Regions from separate parts of the Mus musculus genome. Here region 2 is linked to region 1. The links are chromatin contacts, found by Hi-C or POLR2A ChIA-PET in ENCODE. All regions are on one chromosome and are shown on one strand. Each heading gives the region's core, a stretch centred on a gene start or an enhancer-like site at or near the end of the contact. The rest is flanking DNA. Distances are from core to core; before and after follow the strand shown.

The links. A loop is a pair of places that touch in the nucleus more often than their neighbours do. ChIA-PET counts read pairs that join two places held with the same protein, here RNA polymerase II (POLR2A).
Region 2: a loop to region 1 is called in a map of left cerebral cortex, with 2.9 times the contacts of the local background. The contact joins the promoter of Ube2f here to the promoter of Cops8 in region 1. A Hi-C loop is called at or near these places in 1 of 37 maps with a recorded cell type or tissue (left cerebral cortex). POLR2A ChIA-PET finds 5 or more read pairs at or near these places in 1 of 5 experiments (embryonic stem cell).

The regions. Positions count from the first base shown.
Region 1 is chr1:90,601,195-90,605,149 of GRCm38, reverse strand. It overlaps Cops8 (COP9 signalosome subunit 8), which reads right to left and starts at 1,725. Exons shown (of 8, transcript NM_133805.3): 1 at 1,523-1,725; 2 at 705-775. The coding sequence starts at 1,600.
Region 2 is chr1:91,248,484-91,252,635 of GRCm38, reverse strand. It overlaps Ube2f (ubiquitin-conjugating enzyme E2F (putative)), which reads right to left and starts at 2,332. Exons shown (of 10, transcript NM_026454.4): 1 at 2,199-2,332.

The sequences.
Region 1 (3,955 bases), core at 476-2,975:
GCAATACAGGCATACACTGTGCTGTTATAATCTGGAGCCCTTCTCCTAGTGAGTCGTAAGACACACGATTATATGTATAATGAAGAAACTCAGTGTAGTTTCTGTAAAAATATCACAGTAGGTTTGGAACTGCACCAGGCCTCTATTCTCTAGCCCTCTCAAGCTCCTGCCTCCCACCCAGGAAGACTAATTCAAACATGTCTACCTCCCCTGGTTCTCCCAGTGTTCCTTCCCAGCCCCAGCTTTTTTGCTCCTACTGAGTACATATACAGTTGCTTTGGTTTTATTTGTTTGTTTGTTTAGATAGGGTTTCTCTGTGTAGCCCTGGCTGTACTGGAGCTGGACCTATAGACCAGACTGACCTCAAACTCAGAGATCTGCCTGCCTCTGGCTCCCAAGTGGGAGGATTAAAGGTGTGCGCCACCACCCAGTTTCTGAGTAAATATAAGTAAAAAGAAAAAAAAAACATGATTTTTTTTTTAAACTCCATTGGTTCTTGATGCTAATTTCTCACAAGAACTTACCATGTTTTTAGGTGTATGTAAGACATACACGACAAGAAAAATATCGAGCTTATTTATTCTTAATTATGACAAAAAGGGAAACAGATATAACAGGATTACAGTAAAAGACACCTATCTGCTGCATGTACTCCTGCATCATCTCAAGGAAGCTTTTCGTTTTAGGTAAAAGGTGCTACTTACATGTCGTTCTGGAGCAAGTACAAAGCTAGAAGCTGACCGTACACTGGCGGTGTGGCAATTCCTCCAGGAGCCTAGAGAGCGAAAAAAGAGGGGAAAGCCTCACTTCCTAATACACTTTCAGAAAAGAGAAAATGAAAACTTAAAAAGTAAGTTTTCCAGCACTACTATAGATGCAGAAAAATGCTTAGGGAAGTATCAAAGGTTAAAACCTGAGTTTAGATCTGTTGTGAGCTGTCATTTATCTGCAGTTGGATATCAGTTTCTTTCCATAGTCACAAATATGTAAGTGACATTACCTCGGAAGGTCAGGTCTCAAATTAAAAAAAAGGGGGGGGGGACTACTTCCAACAGGTTCTTAATGCACTATTTTTCTGGCCGTTATCTTAAAAGCTTAAGTAAGCTTAAGACAGAAGACTACCAAAAGGTAGTTATAGAGGCCTGTCTCTCTTCAATCTTTATTCATTCAGCAAGGTCTGCTAAAGGCTCATCCGCAAGCTGCTGCTGTCTCCTTTAGTCCGTGAGCCCCCGCCCTCCCTTTTTTTTTTCCTTTTTCTTTCTTTTTTATTTTTATTTTTTATTTTTGGGGTTTTCATAGTTCAAGCTGGCTTCGAATTCACCGGCAATCCTCTCGCCTCCGCCTGACGTGTGCCCACCGGAGTCCTGTGCCACTGCGCCCAGCCTATTTAGCGAACTTAACTTAACGTTACAAATGGAAGCAGCATCTCTTGATGAACCCGGAGTGTGCGCCCCGCAGGCCGCGGCCCGGCCCGTTACCCTGGAAACGGCGCCCACCCGACCGCCCCACCCTGCGGCGCTACCTCGAGTTCCTGGTTCTCGCACTGATCCAACAGCTTTCTGAAACTGAAGGCGTTGTCCGCCATCACCGCCACTGGCATCTTCCCGGCCGCTCTCGCCGCCACCACCTCTGCCAGACCAAAGCACAAGCTGGCCCTCGGGGCGTCGCGCCCGCGATGAGGTAAAGGAGCTGCCTCTCAGTACGCATGGGCGAGCGTGTCGTCACTTCCCGAGCGACGCCGTAGCGGAATACAAGGGCGGCGAGCGCTCTGCCCCAACGTCTCGGTGCTCTGGAGGACCCGCCCCAGGCTAGGACGAACCGGCTTTCTGAGTCAGAGCCCTGCGATCCGGAAGGGTTCGGCTGCGGCTCGGATTATCCGCACGGGGAAATGATAACGGGACTACATTTTTCCACAACCAAAGTTGCCGTGGGAGAACAGTAAAACCGTTGGACCTCCACGTGTTTCGAGAGCGCTGAACTGTACTTCTTCTAAGCTAAAGTGTTACATACAAGTCCAAGAAACTCCAAACCTGAAACTCTTCTTGGTTTGGGTTATGCACACACCCCTCTTCTAACAATTCACTTAGCAGCCTGACTCTCACCTACACCTACTATGCGCACGCGCACGCGCACACACACACACACACACACACACACACACACACACACCTTTTTCTGAAAAAAAAAAAAAAAAAATCACCTAGCAATTGTCAGCAAACCAGGACCCCTGTTCACAACCTGCATGGAACTGCATGCAGACAAACCCTCTCCAAGTAATGGGATAAGTTTCTTCGCTCTCTGCGGACCATCGAACAGATTCTATTCAGTAATAATCCAGTTAGGTGCATTATGAGGCCAGGAGGTCTGATCTAGCCTGAATTGGTTTTAGGTGCCTGCCCAGGAGGGTGAACCATGTCTTCTAAGTGAATTTGCTGAGAGAAACTCCTATTTACTGTCTTCTGCCTGTGCGTGCTTGTGAACGCTTTTGATTAAAATCAAATACATTTTAATAATAAAATTATTTAATAAAATTCAATAATTTTACATATTGAGACATGCACAATAGAAAAGGGAGGTAACATAACTAAATTGTTTTTTCTGTTTTTGTTTTGTTTTTGGTGTGTGTGTGTGTGTGTGTGTGTGTTTTGGTTTTTCGAGACAGGGTTTCTCTGTATGGCCCTGGCTGTCCTGGAACTCACCCTGTAGACCAGGCTGGCCTCTGCCTCCCAAGTGCTTGGATTAAAGGCTTGTGCCACCACTGTCCGGCAAAATTTTTCAATCAAAACAGAATGCAGTGCTCCTTAGCAATAAGACTCCTCTCAAAGCTCATAAAAACCCCAAACAGTAATTGGGGCTCTAGAGTATGCTGGCTCATGTGGCCAGCGGTCACTCTTGACAGCATATTTCTTTCTGATCTGTAGTATGGCTTTGCTTTTGCATAAAGTTTCCTTGCTACTTTGCAAACCTGGGTGCCTGAATTTCAGTTCTGGGCATGAGAGGTAAAAACACCCAGCCAGACCCTAGTCAGTGCTCAGACACAGCAAGCAATGGTCCGGACACCACACCTGCCCCCTGCTGTCTTCTCTGGCAGAACTGGAGACTGGAACACAGGCCTCGTGCATAGTTTTAGCACTGAGCTGTGCCCCCGGGTCTCCTTTTACTTACTGGTAGACAAGGTCTTACTAAGTAGCCCAGGCTGGCCTTGAACTTTTGGAAAAGCTCCAAACCTAACTCTCACTTCTCTCTCTGCCTGCCTCAGGCTCAGCAGACCAGCACAGTGTTATCACCTGTGTACCTGTGTACATCTCATGTGCGCGTGCACACATACACACATACACAGACACACACAGACACACCAGAGACACACACAGAGACACACAGACACACATACACACAGACACACACAGACACACACAGACACACACACACACACACACACACACACACACACAAGGTGAGTGAAGTCTTTCTAGCCTGGGCCAGTGGTGTGCCCGACCTTTCCTGGTCTCCTGATAAGCAAGTCCCCCTTCACTATTCCCTGCCCAACGTCTTTTCTTTGAAGCACACACCATACCTTTTTGTTCTTCTGCTCAAACGCATGTGAACAAAAGTTCCCATAAAGAAGCTATCCCTTACAGACTAATTGACTGACTGATTAACGTTTCAGGGGTTGGGAAGAGGTTGGGGGGTTGCAGGTTCATAGTATAATGGTACTTTATCCTGGCCTGTCTTCTGTTCCCTTGACAGCTAGCCCTTGCCCAGGTGTGTCTGACCTAATAGCCTTCTGACTGTTGAGCGAAACCATTTGAAATATCGTAACTCTATGGGCTCCTCCCTCCTTGGAACTGTGTACACATTGCTTACTCAATTATGCTGTGACTCACTTTCCTCCTGTGATATGGAGGCCTGCTGACCCTGTGCCATTTTTTCCCCCAGGAAGTTTTATGCTTGGAGT
Region 2 (4,152 bases), core at 1,083-3,582, 650 kb before region 1:
GTCATGAAGTGATGGGGCATTCAGTCCTACTCTATAGTGGCTTCTCCTCAGGGGCATCTATATGAAAAGATGAGCCTAGTCAGAACACAAGCATCCTCAAGTCTTCACTAAGTCACTTCCCCCAAAGGGGCTTCAGCCCACAAGCTATCAAAACAGCAGAACATATGTAACAATGCTTTCCTGTCTTGGTTGCCACCTAGAATGATCCTGTCAGAAATTCCTCAAACAGGATCATGAGGTAGTGCTTTCTACCTTGGCCAAGTCTAAGTCCACTGTTACATGCTCAGACCTTGGGACATCAGGGGTGTCTGACAATGGTCCAAGATAACAACCCGACGTACCACTGGGACAGAGGTGTATGTTCCACATGAGGGCCATCAGGTTTTCACCTTTGATATCAGTAAGGCAGATGGTGAAAAGGAAAACGGAAAGGCATTCAGAGTTTGGCAGGCAGTCCCCTAGTGGTCACAACAGAGCTGCTCCTCACCCTATGGACCTGCACTGTGCTGCTCAGACCTGCCATGGCTGCCCACCGGCTCTCTTAATGCTCTCCACTGCTCTTCTACACTGGGCTTTATCGGAGGCAGAGGATGGGCGTACCCTGCTCTACTCTTCGAGGTGTAGATCCTAGCTTGTAATCTTCAGTAAGCTGTAGGCTTTTCCAATAGAACATGTTGTGCAAAGACTGTGCAGAGTAGAAAACAACACGAGTGGTGTCTCCACAGAAAACCCAACACGCATATTCTAAGGCAGGTAAGACTAGAGTATCCACCTATTTTTCTATCATCTGTATCACTTTCACTAGCATGGGAGGGAATAAACCAAAGTCTCCATTTGGAAATGTCCCCACAATCAGAAAATTAAATCTCCACAAAGGGATCAAACAAAAAAAAAATTACTCAAACTATCAAAAGGGTAGAAGCTGCCTCAGAATTCTCGTTCCCTCCTCAACACGTCCCACCTCTGGAAAACCCCACTTTGACCCAAACTTCCCTTTGCTCGAAAATCACACTGTGACTAAGGCAGTATTTTGGGAACCGATCAGCTATTCTGAACAGCATGCTCAGTTTCCAACTCCACAAGTTGTATTTGGCCCAGTTAGTTCCTCCTCTGGGTGGGACCAACTTTTAGGGCATCCAAAGAGGACTGCAACTTGTTATTTACCAGTCTCATCAAGTCATGTTTATTCAGCATTCCTATGTGCTGTGCTGAAATCAGGCTGGTGTGACCTATGCAGGGCCAGTTGGCTCACAGTGAGGCTAACTCCTCACTGACAGCTCCAATCTAAGCCATTTAAGAGAACTAGGGGCCACTAGGGCCGTTTAACCTTCCAAGCTGAAAGAAACAGATCGGGACTTAAACCGTACAGCATGAGTGTCCAAGGGTATCTAACCTGCCAGGCTTACTGACTGACCACTTCTGGAGCTCATCTTTGATTTTGGGTACTGAATATCAAGTTAATTTTGTCCAGGTACTCCTGTTAATTCTGTTCCTGAAGCTCCCCACAATCACTATCCTTAATTTCCTATGACTCTGCCTACTGCCCAGCTCCCCACATTCGGCCCAAACAGCTAGGAAGCCTCGGCACCAGGCCCAGCCACCTCACTGTTTTTCAACACCACCCTGCTCATTTCTGGAACCTTCGGTTCAATCTGATAACCAGGTCTTGGGATGCCCTCTTTCCCTTCACCGCCAAGCCCGACTAGGTTCTTAAGGAGAGCAGATTTTTACCCACAGGCCAAGAGCCCCTCCGGGAAGCCTTCCCCAGCAACTCCAACCCACCGGCAGCGCCGAGGAGTGGGTCCAATGCCCACCGGAGACGGAGGAAACTGAGCCGGCCGAGGAGAAGGCCACACCCCGGGTGACACGCCGCGGAACCGGGTCAGGGACCGAACCGGGCCAGGCGGGCCGGCCGCCCCTCCTCCCCGCCGTCGCCGTGGCGGGCCGCGTCCACCTCCCGCTTCCCTTCAGGGGCAGCGGCCTCCCCGCCGCGGCCTCGGCCTCGGCCTCCCGGACGGCCCGAGCTCCGCACCGTGACCTTGCGGGCGGCGGCACGGGGTCCGCCTCGGCCCGGCCCTCTAGAGCCGCCGGGGCTCGCTGCCCGCCCAGCGCTTCCCGTCAGCCGCCGACCTCGCGGTCCGGCCTGGCGCTCGGCGACAGGAGCCTCGGCCTCAGTCCAGCCCGCGCGACCAGCTTACCTGAGCACCGCGAGTCAGGCGAGGCGAGCCGGCACCCAAAACCATGCCCGGCGGAGCAGCGGCACTGAGTCGCGCTGGCCTTCACAGCCGCACCGGCTCCCGGCGGCGAGACCGGAAGTGGCGGGGCGGGGACTGCGCCGTGACCGCAGTGGGCACTTTAAAAAAAAAATTCAAAGCTACAAAAGAACTTTATTGGCAGCTCCACTCGTGGACAGTCACAGGACATACACAGGTCAACTAGTCGGCCCTCGTTCATTGGTGAAGAGCACGGCCTGAGGGTGGGCCATGTGTCAAGACCTTTGCTGATTGGTCACCGAAGCGCAAGCATCCCCGACCGCCTAGCGGCCTTCCGGTTTGTTTCCATTCATTTAGCGGCTTGCTTCCCTAGGAATATCGTACTAGTGCAGTGCCTGCTGGTGGAGCTAAGTTCCTGTGCCCGGCACCATTCCTGAACGCAAAGAATCCGACCGGTTTGCAGCTGCGTTAAGGCCATGGGATAGTTAGAGGTGGCTGCTGGGTGTGAGGACACTCTTCCTGCTCCTTATTTTTTTAATTTCTCATATTCCTATATGCACTTTTAAAAATCTACTTCAGGCCGGGAGTTCCGGCGCATACCTCAGTCCCGGCGCTCAGAGACAAGAGGAAGGCCTGGTCTACATAGTGAATTCCAGGACAGCCAGAGATATGTAGAGAGACCCTACCTCCTGAGGCCTTGGGGTTCCATGTGCAGCATCCTACTTGCAGCTCGTGTGGTATGCATTCTCAGTCCCTGTGGGACTGGAGATAGCCTACTTTGGGAGAGAATTCGGCAAGACTCCTAGAGAGGTAGGGCCTTGGAAAGAGGATATTTTCTGTGGAAAAGAACAAGGAGCGTCAGGTTTCCAGTGATTTTCTTAGCAATTCTGGGGAATGAATCTCAGGAGGTCTCACATGCAAAGCACTACCTTTGAGCTACCCGCCCCCTCCCCCCGCCTCCCCCCCCCCCCCGTCTCCCCCCTCCCCCCACACCCTAGACCCTAAGATTTCTTTTGAAATGAGGCACTTGGGTTCAGGGAGTAAAGCGTTTGTCAGCATGAGGACCTGTTTCCAAACTCGGGAAGATGTGAGGCAGAGGAGTCCTCAGATTAGGACCAAGTACCCTGACTTCCATTGAGGGGAAGAGATCCCCCGCAGAGCTGGGTTGCACATAGGAGTTGGAGGCCAGCCTAGATAACATAGAGTTCCAAACAAGCCAAGGTTACTCAATGAGATCCTGTAAACACAAACAAACAAAAAAGTGGAAGAAAGTTATCCTTTGACCACCCCATGTGGCACATGGCTACACACGCTCAAGCTTCCATCAGATACACACTCCTGCACAGATAGAAAGGGTAAAAGGCAGCCAGGCCTAGTGGTACACGGCTTTAATTCTAGCATTTGGGGAAGCAGAGGCAGACCTGCCAGACTGGTCTACATAGTGAATTCCTGGGCAACCTGAGCTACATAGTGAGATCCTGTCTCAATAAACAAACAAATAAGGCTTTTGATCTAAGGGAGGTTGCAAACACAGAAGAGATGGTACTGGTATTAATCAGCGTCCTCTAGAGTCACAGAGCTTATGGAATGTCTCTCTATATTAAGGGATTTTCATTGTGATCCAGATCAGAAACTTGTGTCTTCCAGCCTTAACATCTGGATCACGGGTGTGTCCTCCAATTTTGATTGTAGTTCATTCCAGATATAGTCAAGTTGATAACCAGGAATAGCCATTATAGTACTCAAGTGAACTCTTTATGACAAGCTGCCTCATTCTTTCAGGAAAACACCTTTGCTCAGCTAACGCTTGTCTTGTTTTCCTAAGCTTAAACAGCACTTTCTTACGGCTCCTCACCCCGGCACCCCCTCTTGCTCTCCCCGCTCTTCTTTGGACCCATGGCAGGTGTTCAGAACCAGTGTTATTGGGCAAGTACTGCAT